Linked DNA regions of Mus musculus: region 1 is linked to region 2. A link is a contact called in ENCODE Hi-C or POLR2A ChIA-PET data. All regions are on one chromosome and are shown on one strand. The core of a region is the stretch at or near the end of the contact, and the rest is flanking DNA. Distances in the headings are between cores, read along the strand shown.

Evidence for each region. A loop is a pair of places that touch in the nucleus more often than their neighbours do. ChIA-PET counts read pairs that join two places held with the same protein, here RNA polymerase II (POLR2A).
Region 1: a loop to region 2 is called in a map of Patski, with 3 times the contacts of the local background. The contact joins the enhancer-like site here to the promoter of Hmga2 in region 2. A Hi-C loop is called at or near these places in 1 of 37 maps with a recorded cell type or tissue (Patski). POLR2A ChIA-PET finds 5 or more read pairs at or near these places in 1 of 5 experiments (Patski).

Annotation. Positions count from the first base shown.
Region 1 is chr10:120,869,065-120,876,533 of GRCm38, reverse strand. Msrb3 (methionine sulfoxide reductase B3) reads left to right here. Exons shown (of 7, transcript NM_177092.4): 2 at 5,383-5,499. The coding sequence starts at 5,424. Among named protein-coding and RNA genes, the nearest start is that of Gm15910, 15 kb to the right of the region's middle. Within about 2 kb of position 3,998, at least 1 of the 3 ENCODE cell types and tissues checked has a DNase peak (open chromatin) inside an H3K27ac peak, as active enhancers do.
Region 2 is chr10:120,471,361-120,478,476 of GRCm38, reverse strand. It overlaps Hmga2 (high mobility group AT-hook 2), which reads left to right and starts at 2,008. Exons shown (of 5, transcript NM_010441.3): 1 at 2,008-2,524; 2 at 5,139-5,225. The coding sequence starts at 2,414.

The DNA.
Region 1 (7,469 bases), core at 2,749-5,248, 400 kb before region 2:
TGGACTAACCGTAGAGCTGGGATTATTACAGAAGAAAAGCAAACGTTGTATGGTTTCACACCAACAGCTAAGAGGCTCGGGAAAGCGCCACTTTGACCAACTCTGCAGCTTATGTATTGCTTGGAACGTGTCGTGTGGCCTCTCCACCACCAGGGGGCAGCAGGAGGAACCGCATTCCTAGCGTGGGAAGTGGAGAGCCAGAAATAACCAGAGAATAGCAAGCAGTAGGAGTAGCTACCTCGGAATCACACGTTCAGACTCACAGAGTTCGGACACTTGAATCCGGTTACTATTCATGGTAATATGAAATGCACGCGTGCAAATATTTAAATAACATGAAGTAGATTAGCTTATGAAGTTATAAAACGATAGGGAAGTTCCTGCGAATAAAAGCACACAGCACACACACAAGCAGATAGCACTGTTATCTAGAAACCTTTAGAAAACGAGGCACTGGGGGCTTTGAGGAAGGTCAGCTCTAGAGCTTTATAGCTCTCTGTCAGATTGCAAGCATCTGGAAGGTAAAGATTAAGTATGAGAGAGTAAGCAAACAGAAACCCAGAGGGAGTCGAAGGACCAGGCTGGGATAAAAGGAATAGTGTTTGAGATACAGACACGGTTTCTGCAAAGGGAGAAAGTGACCATCAGCCATAGGAGATGCCGCCAGGGGGCGCTGCGCCTCTGTTCCGTGGGATCTGTAGTGTTAATGTAGGGGTGCCATGTGCCTCTCTAATGACTGATATCACAAGCTCTATGTTTACGGAGGAGGCTTGCAAACCTCAGCGTAAAACACCTCATTGAAGCGTAGCGTGGTCAGTGAGGGTCTTAGTGTGATCTCAAGGACTCGAAAAGGAAAACCAGAACAGCAGAAAGAAACAATTGAAAAACCAGATCTAAACTGGGCCTGGCGAGGCCGAGGGGCACGAGGTGGAGGCCTGCCTGGGATATAGACTGTGCTAAAGGCCGGCAAGACCCCATTTCACATAAAAAGCGACAGAAATGCCTGGGATGAAGTGTGGTGACAGAGGGATTGTCTAGAAGGGGCAGGGCCCTAGGTTCAGTCTCCAGTCGTCCTCCCCCTGAAAGTATTTTTTTTTTTACATTAAAAATTAAACTGCTTTATGTGGGTTTTTCTGTCTTGTCGATGCTTTTTATATACCAAGAAAAGAAACAGGGCATCTGAGTTCAGATCGCTAAAACCCATGTGAAGACAAAGTGTAGCTGAAATACACATATAACACAGAACACATATAAACTGCGACATCAATGGCCCCGTTAGAACAGTGCATAGGTACATTTTGCACTGTGGTAGAAAAAAAGACATTTTAAAGCAGCAGTTCTCAACTTTCCTAATTTTAGTTTGAAAATGGTTCGGAAGACTGGGGCACTCTTAAAACCCAGGCTTCCGCGCATCAGAGTTAGCAGAGGTGGTGCCATCACTACCTATCCAGCCGCTGACTTCACAGAGGCAGCAGCTAAAGGAGCTGCCCATCCATTCAGCCAATGACAGTTGAACATAAAGTATGTCAGGCCCCATGCCCATGAACACAATGTTTCCAGTTGGACTTTATAGCAGGCATTTTAGTTAGAGGTTCAGAGATGCTATGGTAACATTTCTACTAAGGGAAATGGGGAAAGTGGGGGTTTGAGAGACTGCACGGGTCAGTGGAGCATTTTCTGTCAAGGGTGGTCTTTATTTTAAGATTGCTTTCCTGAGCTGGGCAGTGGTGGCACACACCTTTAACCCCCAGCACTTGGAAGGCAGAGGCAGGTGGATTTCTGAGTTGGAGGCCAGCCTGGTTTACAGAGTGAGTTCCAGGACAGCCAGGGCTACACAGAGAAACCCTGTAAGATTGCTTTCTTGGTTCTTGCTGTCAGCACACCTTTTTTTTCAGGAGAGAAAGAAGACCGTGGTGAGATCTGAGTGTTATGTTTTTAAAAATTGCCCTCGACAACATTCTAATTTGCAATCGGCTTTTGGCGTTGGGGGGAGAGCATTTCACCAGCTTGTGAAAACCCCTCACGTACACAGTTCTTTGCATTTGTTGGCGAGGGATCCGACCTTCAGGGCTGACACTTCAAGTCCACGGGTACAGTCAGCTCTATCTGGAACTAATTATCAGCTTGGTGAATTCTCTGGATTCCCTGGTAATGCTCTCTCTTGCTAGTACATTGTTCAACTGCAGGGCAGAGAGGAAAACGGGGGAGTCGGAGAAGACCCAAACCAAAACCACTCGCAAACTGAGTTCAGTCATGATCTGGACGTTAGAATTCTGAGGCAGTCGGGGTATTAGATAGGAAAGTAGAAATCTTTGAAAATCATAAGGTGTTTGAATTATCTTTGAATTTTTAGTGAGGGTGCTTTTCAGCATCCCACCTGTTACAGCCCTGGCTGGCAATCATACACTGTCACAGATTTCAATTCCTTTTAGCACCATTAGCAAAGCAGCTGGGGGAGACAACACTGGAAATGAGATGCCCAGAACAACCAGTTTTATAGGTTAATCATTTACATTGAGTCTTCTACTCAGGAAGTGACTGAGTGCTTGGTTGTCATGTGCTGGGTAGTGAGATACAAAAAGGTCCCCTCCCTGCCCTGCAGCGTTAATTTAGAAGAGGCAAGAGTGCAAACCACACCAGTATCCTGAAAACTGCCATAGGAGAGCCGGGGGCTCGTCAGGCGTTCTGTAGGGTCAGCGCTGGGAAAGCTATGCTGTGACCAGCAGATGGTGGGAAACAGTATCAGAGAGCATGGACTCGCAACGGAGGCTTGTTCTGGGGAAACCGTGAGCAGTGCATCCAGCAGGGCCATGGGACAGGATAGGATGTGGTGAGAAACACAGGAAGAAGGCATGGAGTTAGATGGATGGGGAGGAGGGGTCTGGGAGGACCTGGGAAGAGTTGAGCAGAGGTGAAACCAGGATCAGAATGTACTGATGGGAGATTTAGTTTTCGTAAATGTTTTCCGGCTCATGTAATACTAAGCAAATATCTGACAGCTAACTTTTTTTTAAAAAAACATATACCACATACTAGGAGAGGTCCCTTTAGCTAATTGCTCTTTTGAACTGCTATTTTAGAGTCGGAGAAGCAAAGGTAAGTAACTTGTCCAAGGTCATACAAGCAGTTACAGAGACAGACAGAGTTCCAGCCAGGCAGTCCGGCAACAAAGCTAGCACACATCCACGGTGACAGGCATCTTTCTGGGAATGGGTTGTGTATTTTACATCTGTCGTCAGGGTCCGTTTTCTATTGCAAGTGTAAAAATACACACTCCTCCCTCTCTTCCCTCAAAACCTCAGTCCCAAAATATTGTTTACCATGCTCCTGTTCCCGGACCGGACACATTAAAGGCGCATCTCGTGGGTGCTTCTGTTGGACGGAGCTAAGCAGGGCATGCAGACACAGGTGGGCAGAACTGCCTTTCAGTCCATGGCTCAGACACATATTCCCAGGGTGCTGGGCACTTCACAAGCATTCTGTAAACTTGCCCACCTTCTCTAACATACTTGTGAGCATTCACGTAATTAAGGCTGTATCAGTGCCCAGCCTATAACACGGGAGATTTGTGAGTGGCTCACACCATGACAGGTTGTGTTCCTTCGTTCTTCCACATCCGAAAAGCCAAGGTGTCTGTGTCAGTAACTCTATCCATTGCTGCACTGCTTGGTGTTAGTATAGCACTTCCAGGGTCGACTTTAAGCACCAAAAAGGAAACAAAGCAGTTTAAACGCCCCCAAACTGGGCAAGACCAATTTGCCACTAGATGGCGCTCTGGCTATTTGGGTAGGGGAAAAAAAAAAAAAAAGATCGAGTAAGGACTATTAAATCACAGCCACTTTGAGCCCCTGGTATTTGCAGTCCTAGGCTTTTAATTGTAGCCGGCATCTTTGTTCTTTGCCTGACCTGCGGAGTGACGTCACTGCCTTGCTTCCTGTGTGCTGGCTTTGACACAAGCCAGATGGCCACAGTGATCCGTAGGCGCCCAGGCCGCCTGGTACAGCGGTTGATGAAACGGAATAGGAAGGCATTTTATGGTCAGCTGCGGGAGCACTGAGAGGCCGCAGCTTTGCTAAGTAATTACATTTACCGCACATACTTTATCCCTCATGGGGAAGGGTCTCATGGAGGGGGAAAAAAAAACTTACATTTTTATTTACGGCGTTGTGAGGTATAGACCTTTGATCTTTTATTAGCCAGTAGTCTGCTACAAAGGCATGCAGTCTTTGCCTGCTCCGCAGTCACTCGTGAAAATGACATCTTTATTTATGTCTAACGGTTCTCAGGCTGCGCATTGTGATTCTTAGCCCCCACCCCCACCCCAACCCCTCCAGTTAGTAACACAAAAATGTTTTGCTTCTGTAGTGAGTTTAGTTTGGGAAAGTCAGAGTTCAGGCATGTTAATACAAGCAGATTTCGGTCAGATATACTCCAGAGCGACTTGGTCAAATAGATTACTGTTTATCACATGTTTGCTCTTCAAGGGGGTCAGGAGAGTCCAGGAAAAGACTTTTATTTCAGGGTAGGGAATGGAGGGGGTGGCGGCGAGGAAATGATCAAGACATTAGTTTCATTCCATCTTTGGACATTAGGCAGTTGAAGTTACTTAACACGGCGTTTTTAAATAAAACACGAGAGATTGATAATCACCCAGTATTCTTCAATCTCATTTGAACTTAGTCCACACCAATCACGGCCCTGCGTGAGATCTTTACGCACCAATCATGGCCCTGCGTGAGATGTTTACGCACCAATCACAGCCCTGTGTGGCATGCTTATGAAAACCCCACAAGCTGGACTTTTGTCTTAATATCGTATAGGTTGGGGATTCTTCTACGTGATTCATTTCTCAAGACTTCAGTAAAATATTTTCTACCCCTTTCAATGTTGGGTCATGAGTTCTACTCCCAGAATTTTATTTAGAGGTTAAAAATCATAGAATTAAACGAAAGGGCACCTTCCCTATGCCTTCTTCAAAGTTAACGGATTGTGGAGCAAAGTCTCATAGTCGTCCTTCATCTTTTGTTTTTTTGTTTTTTTTTTTTTTCCCTTGTCTTAAAGGGCAAGTCTCTACGTAAGGACACATTTTGGCTCTGCTGTTAAATGAGCGTTTCCCACACCACGTTTGCTCTGTGTCCTTGGATCTTCGAGCCTCGATTGCACTCACATATGTACTGGGGATAAAGCCAGCCTCCTCAGCGAGTGCAGGAATTCACAGTGGCAGGGAGAGTCAGCTGTCCATCCGAAACCGCCGCACTATGGTTTATTAGCACTGTGCGTGCGCTTAGCCCTAGGTCAACCCAAGCCATCAGTTGTTCCATGAGTGTGCCTACCGTTCCTGAGGTTTTAATTCGTTGTTTTTGTTTCCTCTTTCCTACTCAGCTTCTGCCGCTGCCTTTGCCTCTGCTGGAGATACCACAGCTATGTCTGCCTTCAACCTGCTGCACTTGGTGACGAAGAGCCAGCCCGTGGCCCCGAGAGCCTGCGGGCTCCCCTCAGGTTGCCAATTGTTGTTCTGTGGTAGGGCACCGGGCAGAGTGGGTATTTCTGCTGCAGGAAATGGTACACCAGCATGCTTTACTAAACTTGATCTCTTTTATTTGGACCCTAATTTAAAGATGGAGATTGGTTACAAACCCTCACCGTCCTCTGAGTGACACCCATTTCCATGGTCCTTTCAATATTGGAGGTCCCTCGCCCAGCACTCACTTGTCACCAGTGTTTCCCCGTGTCGTCTTGTTCTCCAGTGCATGGGTACACATCTACAAGTCAGTGCACAGGAGGTAGAACTTTCAGCTTGTTAAGGGAATGCCAAGCTTCTCGCTGTACATGTGGCCGATCCTTTAGGGAAAAAGTGAAAATGGGAAACTTTAAGGTAATTGTGTCACGTATACTGTAGCCAAGAGTTTCTATTAACAAGAACCAAATAAACAGAACGGATATAGCATGTTTCAAACTGGGTCCAAAATTAGAACCACAGGCTGGAGAGATGGCTCAGTGGTTAAGAGCACTGGCTGCTCTTCCAGAGGTCCTGAGTGCAGTTCCCAGTAACCACACGGTGGCTCACAACCATTTGTGATGGGATCTGATGCCTTCTTCTGGTGTGTCTGAAGACACCTACAGTGAACTCACATACATAAAATAAATAAATAAGTCTTAAAAGATAAAAATAAGATAAGATAGAACCAGTATACTTTTTAAAGATGTGATTTTTAAGCACTTAAACCAAAGAAGCATAAAAGTTCAAACTTTCACTGTGTGTCTATAACATTTAAGTTAGTATCTCAATTTTATTATGAAATTCGCAATGGTCAAATGTTTTACTTCAGTGAATATGATTGTTAATACTATTTATAGTCCCATTACTGTATACATCTTTATCAATATATCCGGTAGAGAATTTTATTATGTTATTAAACACTTACAAAGAGTCGAATGCATGCCGTGAGCAGTGGGGATATGGTGATAAACAAGGCTCAGTTGATTGGGTTTTTCAACAAGTAGAAGAGAGAAATAAAACCGGAGGAGGCCCTCTGACCATATGTTGGTGTGGCTAGACTGGACACGTCTGTGCCTTGGGTAGAGTGGGGAGCAAGAGCGGAGTGATCCTAGCTGCCTTCTGTAGTGACAGAAGTTTTGGAAGGGAGGTGGCTCTCTGAAGCTTAGGAGGCCTCCACAAGGAAGATGGCTGATCGCAAAGCATGCGCAGCGGTTAATTGCATGGCCCGGAGTGGGGAGAGGGGGATTTCCAGTACAAGGGGTGGCGGAGGGGGGGGGGGGGCTCTGGGTTTTCCTACACAGCTATGATAGGGCTTGAGATAGCAACTTGATTTCAAGTGTCAGAGAAGGCACTTGTAAAAAGTAGATTTCACGTTGTTGATCTATGACAACTCAGGAGTAAATGCAGCCTACTGCACAGAGCCCCGCCCCCAACCCCTTTTTGGTACGCTGCTCCCTGGCCTGCGCGTGCGTGGATGGATTTGAGGGCGCGCGGTAACATCAAGAGTCGGGAGTCTTGAAGCCGGTGATGAGAGCAGATGGGAAAAGGTGAGGGTAGACAGAGACAGAGAGGCGGGCTGCAGACCTGGCAAGGCTCACCCATTGCATTGTGTCTGCACATGAGGGAAACCTTTCTACCATACGGCAGTTTTTCATCGCTATAGACACGTGCAACAACAACTGGACCACAAACGTACAGCCAAGGCTCCGTGTCTATTTTCTCCCTAACCCCCGTTGTAAATACCGCTACGGGGAAAAGCATACAGTTTTGTAGGGCGAGTTTGCTACCCACAGCGGAGACACAGAGTTTATAGAAGAGCAGTGTATTCCTTAAAATGTAACAGGCTCATAAAGTGTTCCACAAGGACACTGCTGAGTTGAAATACAAATGACTGGAACTTTTGATGACGAAACAATTCAGACATAAATTCAACAGAACCCGGTAAGGAGCAAGCCATTCCAGTAGGGTG
Region 2 (7,116 bases), core at 759-3,258:
CGGTATTCATTTGCTGGGCTCCATCTGGAGGTATGGGGGTCTCTTCCTCTCCATCAGAGCTAAGCGTTCCCAGACTCAACGCCAGCCCTCGGTTCCTGCAGAGCACTCTATGTACAGAGAAGTGTCCCAACTCTGCAAAGGGCAGCTGGAAACGGATTTAAAACGGCAACGCTGACCAATCAGCACAGTCGCGCCCAAGCAGACATTTACACGTGCCTCAAGTACAACGGAACCTGGCAGAGCCTAGATCCCGGCGTTAGGGCTGTAAAGAAGGCGTTTTTATTCCACGGTGTTCCGTATCTTTGTAAGAAAAAAAAAAAAAAACTTCACTGGGTGAACATTTTTATTCTGGAGTCAGTCCAACACAATTTTGGGTGCGATGTGGGAAAATCTGACCCTAAGATTTTCTTTCTTCCCCCTTTCAGATTTGTGTTATTCAAGGATGAGAAAGAGGTGCCTTTTAGAACGTTTTACGCCTTTCAAAAAAGTTGACTGTGGCCACGATGGTGTTCACATAACTTAGAAACAGCCCAGGCTATAAAATTAGGACTTGGCAGAAAGGAATTCTGAGGGAGAAGGTTAAAATGAAGGCAAACTTCAGGCAATTGGTGCGGTGGAAGGATAAGTGATCGGTAATATCCCATAGAGTTATGGGCGTCCCAGCACGGGGGTGCAGCGCCTGCTCCAGGAGTCAGTCCTGGGGGAGGGGACCTCGATAAAGGAGCTGGCACACTCGGTGTTCCTGTGTATAGTGTGCAAGTGTGTGCTTTTGTTGCGAATGTGCTTACTGGCACCATCGTGTGTCTGGTAGTGTGTGCTTAAGCACGGGTTTGTTTGCATGCCTGCTTGCCAGTGAAGTGTGTGTGCGCGCACACATGAATTTTCGTGCAAGCTTGTCTGCGATCACACGCGTGGGCCCGTGTATCTTTGTGCACGCTTGTTTGTGCGCCGGCCCGTGCACTCTGGGGTGAGGGCATTTCTCAGTGGAGCGGGGGGGGGGGGGGGGTCGCAAGGGGCGCTCCGACTCCTTGGTCGCTCTTTTCCCGGGGCTGAAATAGTAGACAGCGGCGGTTGACCCTGAATGCTTCCGGAAACTTCGGGCAACCCTCGGTGGAAGCACAGGTAGAAGCCAAGCTCTCCAGGGTGACTCTGAGATAGTCATTTTCTTTCGCCTTCCTAGGACAGCCGCTCAGGGGTGGCCTCCAGCGGCGATCCGGCAGGAGAGCCTAGGCCCTGTCTTTTTAACCCCACTGCTGGCGGGAGCACGTGAGCCGGGGCTCCGGGTGGCAACCGGGCGCCGCCGCCTTCGAGGCAGTTGTGTTTCGAACGCTGCCTCTGGCCCGCGGCCAGGCGCCTGGGCTCGGCTGTCCGCCTGGCCTGCCCCCTCCTCTTGCTTCTCCTGCAGCCCCCTCCCCTTTATCCGCCCACGATCAGAGGTGGGCACTCCCCGTTCCCGCCACCCCCTCCGCAAGTGCGAGCGCGCGTGTACACACACGCACACGCACGCACACACTCATCCCTCTTGAATCCCGGGCAGGAACTCTGAAAACTTGCAGCACGGGCAAAACTTGGGCTCCGGGTGCAGAGCGCAGAGGCCAGCAGCTTGTCCCTCTGCATCTGTGCAGTGCCGCCGCCTGACCCCGCCACCCGAGGAGGCGCGGTGCCACCCACTGCTCTGTTCCTTGCTAGAGCTGAGCTGGGCGCCCTACCGGATCCTGGCAGAAACTTCCACTCTCTCCTCGGTTTCTGACCGCACTAGTCAGTCTCTATCTCTGTCCCGTTCTGTCTCTTTGTCTCTGTCTCTCTCTGAGTTTCTGTCTCTGTCCCTCTTCTCTGTGTCTCTCTCTGGCTCTCTGCGTCTCTGTCTCTCCTTCCCGCCCCCCTCCCTCTCTCTCCCTCTGGGGTGGGGGAGAGGAGGCGGAATTCTTTCCCCGCCTAACATTTCAAGGGACACAATTCACTCCAAGTCTCTTCCCTCTCCAAGCCGCTGCCGAGCGTCCCAGTACCCGCAACTCCCGAGCCTTTGCGGAGAGAGCAACCCTCTCCGCCTCCAACTCTTCCCTCTCCTTCGCTTCCCGCCTCCTCTCCCTACCTCCACCTCTACCTCCGCCACCCACTGCCCGCAGCGCCTCCTCCTTTCCTCCTCCTCCTCTCCTCCTCCTCTCTTCCTCCTCCCCTCTCTCTTTTTGGCAGCCGCTGGACGTCCGGTGTTGATGGTGGCAGCGGCGGCAGCCTAAGCAGCAGCAGTAGTCCCCGGCGCACTCGCCAGCTCGCCTGCTCTCGCCGCTCTTGCCCTCTCCAGCTCTCTACATCCCGTCTCCCGAAAGGTGCTGGGCGGATTCGGGGCGGCGGAGGCCGAGCGGCTGCAGCGGCGGTACCGGTAGAGGCAGTGGTAGCGGCGGCGGGAGGCAGGATGAGCGCACGCGGTGAGGGCGCCGGGCAGCCGTCCACATCAGCCCAGGGACAACCTGCCGCCCCGGTGCCACAGAAGCGAGGACGCGGCCGACCCAGGAAGCAGCAGCAAGTCAGTACGCCGACGCGGAGGGGCCACTCAGCCCACCCGCGACGCCTCTGCCCCCGGGGCCCCGCGACACGCCGGGCGACCGGAGCGCGGGAGCGCAGCGGCTACGGCAGCGCAAGCTAGCCCGCCTGCCACCCGGGTGTAGGTGGGGCGGGAGACCGAGTTCCCCTGGAGAGTGCGCGGCGCAGTCTCTCCGGGTACCCGCGCTCCCCGGCTCCAAGAGCTGGGGTCCCGCGGCGAGCCGTAGCCACCCGGTGGAGGTGGGGTCGCGCGAATCGTGGACAGGGACTTTCGCTATTGTGCGCAGCCCCGGAGCGGCGCGGCGTGGCTCGGGGGGGGGGCATCGAGCCTCGGGGGTCCCAAAGAATAAAAGCGTCGCTTTGTCAGCCGCTTTGGCGACTGGGGGGACTGGGGAGTTCAGGAGGGGCAGGACTGCGAGTCCGAAGCTCTTAGACCCGCGGCTTTCTCCGGCTTCTCGGGGCCGCCTTCCCGTAGGAGGCTGATGCGCCGCGGCCGCCCCCTCGGTGCCCTCCCCACACTCCATGGCCCAAGGCTCGCGCCCTCCCGACAAAGAACGCGTGCGGAGCCGACTGCCCGCCTGGTGCTCCTCCCGAGGATATTTAAATGCCTGCCGAGCTGCTACAGCCGCCGGGGCTGGCGGGGAAAGGATCCCGGAGGATCCCAGGCCCCCGCGGGCCCGGGAAACGCGCTTCGCCCAGGGAGCTCTGGAAGGAAAGTGCACGGTAGCCAGGGTCGCTTCCCCGCCAGGAGTCGGGTCCCTCTTTGGCTCCTCGATCCCGCTCCTCTGAGCAGCCCAAGTTTTAGCTTCCTCTTGGGCGAGTGGCTGGGGGCTGGGAAGGGACGGTCGAGGGGCACCCAGGACCCCGCGGAATGGAGGGTTTTGTCTGCGGATGCAACCAATTAAGAGTGCAAGCCGGCTGTTGCAGAGTTGTGCGCAGCGCCCAGGGCCGGGGGCGGGCGGGCGGGCGGGCAGGGGGTTGGGACGTTCGCAGCAATTTCCAAGCCTAAGGACGCGTCTATTGAGAACAGTAAAACTCCCTTCCCGGCCTTTAAAAAAAACCAAAAACTTCCCATTTTTTCTTTTGCTTTAAATCGCTTCCCTCGGGCCAATAGGCGGATTAGAAAATAGTCCTAAATTGCCCCCGTAGAGCTAGGTGGGAAATCGAAGAAAGTTTGTTGGTGTGTTTTAGAAAAACAAGGAGTGTACCTTTTGGGAAATCATCAAAGGAAACAAACTAATCTAGAGGCCGCCGAGATTTCCCGCTCTGCCCTTAGCGACACTTTACAGTGCTTTGGGATCCCGTTTTACACCTCCCAGGAAGTCTCCGCTCTACCCCCTTGCTTCCCACCAGCCACCCAGGTTTTCTGAATCCTACTAATCGCACCCCTCCCCCAAAGGCTAAAGGAAAACGCATTGAGATCCGGAGGCGGCTGGGAGTTTTTACCTTTGAGTGAAGGCCGAGTTCACAAAGAAAAATGTGTTTCCGATGTGTTTGCTCTAAGTGCCCACTGGCGCTGGTGTCCAATGGAAGTTTCTAAGCACCCCCCTCCGCTCTCCCCCTCCCCCGCTCTCTAGCTTGCGAACTTCCACGGAGAACGCTCCGGAGTTGTAATTAGTCTCGTTTAAGCACCCAATCTGAATGAAACGAGAGTAGATGATTCACCGGAGAGACGTTCAGCGTCCGCGGCAAATCTATCGCTTTTTCTTAATTGCCTGAGTATTGGCTACTTAGCCTAGCACCCAATAAAGTCAAACGTTAATATACCTGGTGACCTCGTGGCTGTTTCAATTTCTCTTTCCCAGATACTTGGATTTTTCTCCCCACTACCCCGTTTTTCTTTCCAGTCCACCCCCCCCCTCCCGCCCAAAAGTCTCTTTAAAAAAAGGTTTGAGGACAACATGTTTATTTTTGTAAAAAGATATTTAAATTTCGACTGAAGATCATGCCTGTCTCTCCAAAAGGAAGTGGAGAATTGAAGCAATTATCTAGATAATTCAAGCAAAACCTTCCACCTCAGATTTACCATAATTATTTGGAAATTTTAGGGGGTGTGGAATTATTCTGAGCTGAAGAGTTTGGATAATCGCTCCAATATTTCACTCAGACTGTGTGGGTTGAATCCTAAACCACCTGGAACACAGGCACATAGAGGTGACTGCAGCCCATGCTTTCTCTCTCTCTCTCTCTCTCTCTCTCTCTCTCTCTCTCTCTCTCCTATCTTTCCATCTATTTATGACAATTTTTGTTGTTTAGAAATACGTAGCAGTAGTCATATAAAATGTTTATTATGTAGATTCTACTTTGTACCTTTAAAAACATGTGCTTTTCTAGACTGTGCAGCTTGACCCGGGGCTTGCCATCCTTTTGATTTTGAAATATAATCCAGTTTTCACATGTAGAGTAGCTTCCTCCTTAAACACTGGTGTTCAAACTACGGCTCTGTGTCCCCTTTTGTCAAGGCTGTACCACCATCCTTCTCGAATGACTTCCAGCAGGTTGGTGAAGCAGTCCAGGCAGAGAGCACAGCCAGAGTCAGGGTGAAGTTCTTTCAGCCGCTCTAGCCACAACAGCTTTTCTCTCCTCTTTACAATCAGGAGCCAACCTGTGAGCCCTCTCCTAAGAGACCCAGAGGAAGACCCAAAGGCAGCAAAAACAAGAGCCCCTCTAAAGCAGCCCAGAAGGTGAGAATTCTCATGTCAAGTTCTTCCAATGTTATCAATGACTTCCATGTAAAGTTTCCATTCTAAATCTACAATATGAGGATTGGTCTCAGCTGGGTAACCCAAGACATTTTTTTTTTCCTGTATTTGTTAGATGGGTCTTAACCTTTTTCCCTCCCTCTTGTGCTGAGGCTTAGCTTAAAAGCTTCTTGACGCTACAGTGTTTTAGACAAACAAAAAGCCATCAAACAGTGTAAACCTGAAGAGGTGGGGGAGGATGGGGGGAGGGAGGGCTGGGTGGGACAGGGGCAGAAATGATATTGTTAATATTTACTTCCATGGTGAGCTAGTTGAGAATAAATCAAAGCTGGAGATTTTGACAGGTGGTGATATTCCTGCAATTTCCTCTGGGGAAAACATAATTGAGATTAATTTATTCAGTGCCTATTTACATGATGACTCAAAGCCACGCCCCCTATTAATGTTAAGTACTTGCCAAATAGATGCTAATTAAAAAGAAATCCAATTACGGGTTACTGAAAAGAGTTTCATGAATTTTACAGCCTTAAATGTGGTGATAAGTATACTATTTGGGTCAGATCTGCATAGTAGTATCATAATTTCCCCCAAACTGTTGTGCTCTCAGACAATTTTAAGTATTAAAAACAAAGACTTGCTTTATTTAATATTTTTTTGTGGTGGTGGTGGTGGTGGTGGAATGTAATAGAAACCAGTTAAGTGTGACAATCATTTAAAAAAAATAAACAAAAAACCAGACTTTAGATTACACCTTTAAAATCATTTCATGTTGGTCGTGTGTGGTAGCAAAAAGAGGAATTACCTAATAGTAAATGCCTATTAAGAGAAATGATGAAGACTATATGTCACTTTTTGGCCTTTATTAAAAAAAAGAGAGAGAATAATTTGCATCTTATTAAGTATGCATTGTAATAGAAAGTAACGGTTCAGTATTAGAAATAAATCCCTACAAACCTTCTCAATGGATTGAAATCTATATCATTTGTGTAAAAAGAGTCTGTGCTCATCTTTGGGGAATTAAACTCCTGTGTGTATTTTCCTGTGTTGAGGTGGGTAGCACTAACCACATTCTATGGGGTGCTTCCCAGTGGTCCATTCCTGTCATAGACACCAGTGATGTAGAAAAGTCGTTTAGGATGTAATTATCACTTCTGGCTGTTTTATTTTAACAGGGTCGGACTGAGTTGAAAGAGCAGATTTCTTTAACATTTGAATTAATTGCCTTTTAGAGTTGAGATCAGTAGTGAATGTTTAACCAATTATCCCCCAGTTGTCTCTAAATAACCTTGTTATTTAAGTAATAATACATAATCTGATATTCCTAATATGAATGGTTTCCCTTTCTTCTATTTACAAATGAACTAAAATAGGACTTTTTTGAAACCCAAAAGATTCTGTGTTATGTTTCTGTGACACTTAGTTACCTGTGTCCTCAGGGGCAGTACAGGTGGGTCTTGGTTGGTATCAATCAGTAGATATTTAAAATATGATGTAATCACTCTGAAAATGCCTCATCACAATATAAGTTAAGGCATCTTTAAAACTCACCACAAATACATGATCTGAAAGTTAATATAAGAATGAAGGTAGATTATCCTCTTGATGTCCCTGTATAACACTTTCCCTTGAATGAATAGGTCGGAGTGGTCTCATCCTGGCCTCTTCACTTTAAAAGGTTTAGTGTGGACAAAAGGAATGGTAAGACTTGTGCCTGGTTTAACATATAAGGAAACAAAACAAAACAGAGAAAGCGTATCCGTTTCCAAGCTTGTTTGGTTTTCAGTGTCTTTAGCCAGAAGTATCTACAGCTGGCCCCACTAGGCTGCCCCTCTTCCTGTAATTCCTCTTGTCCATACACATACTTGGGTAATTG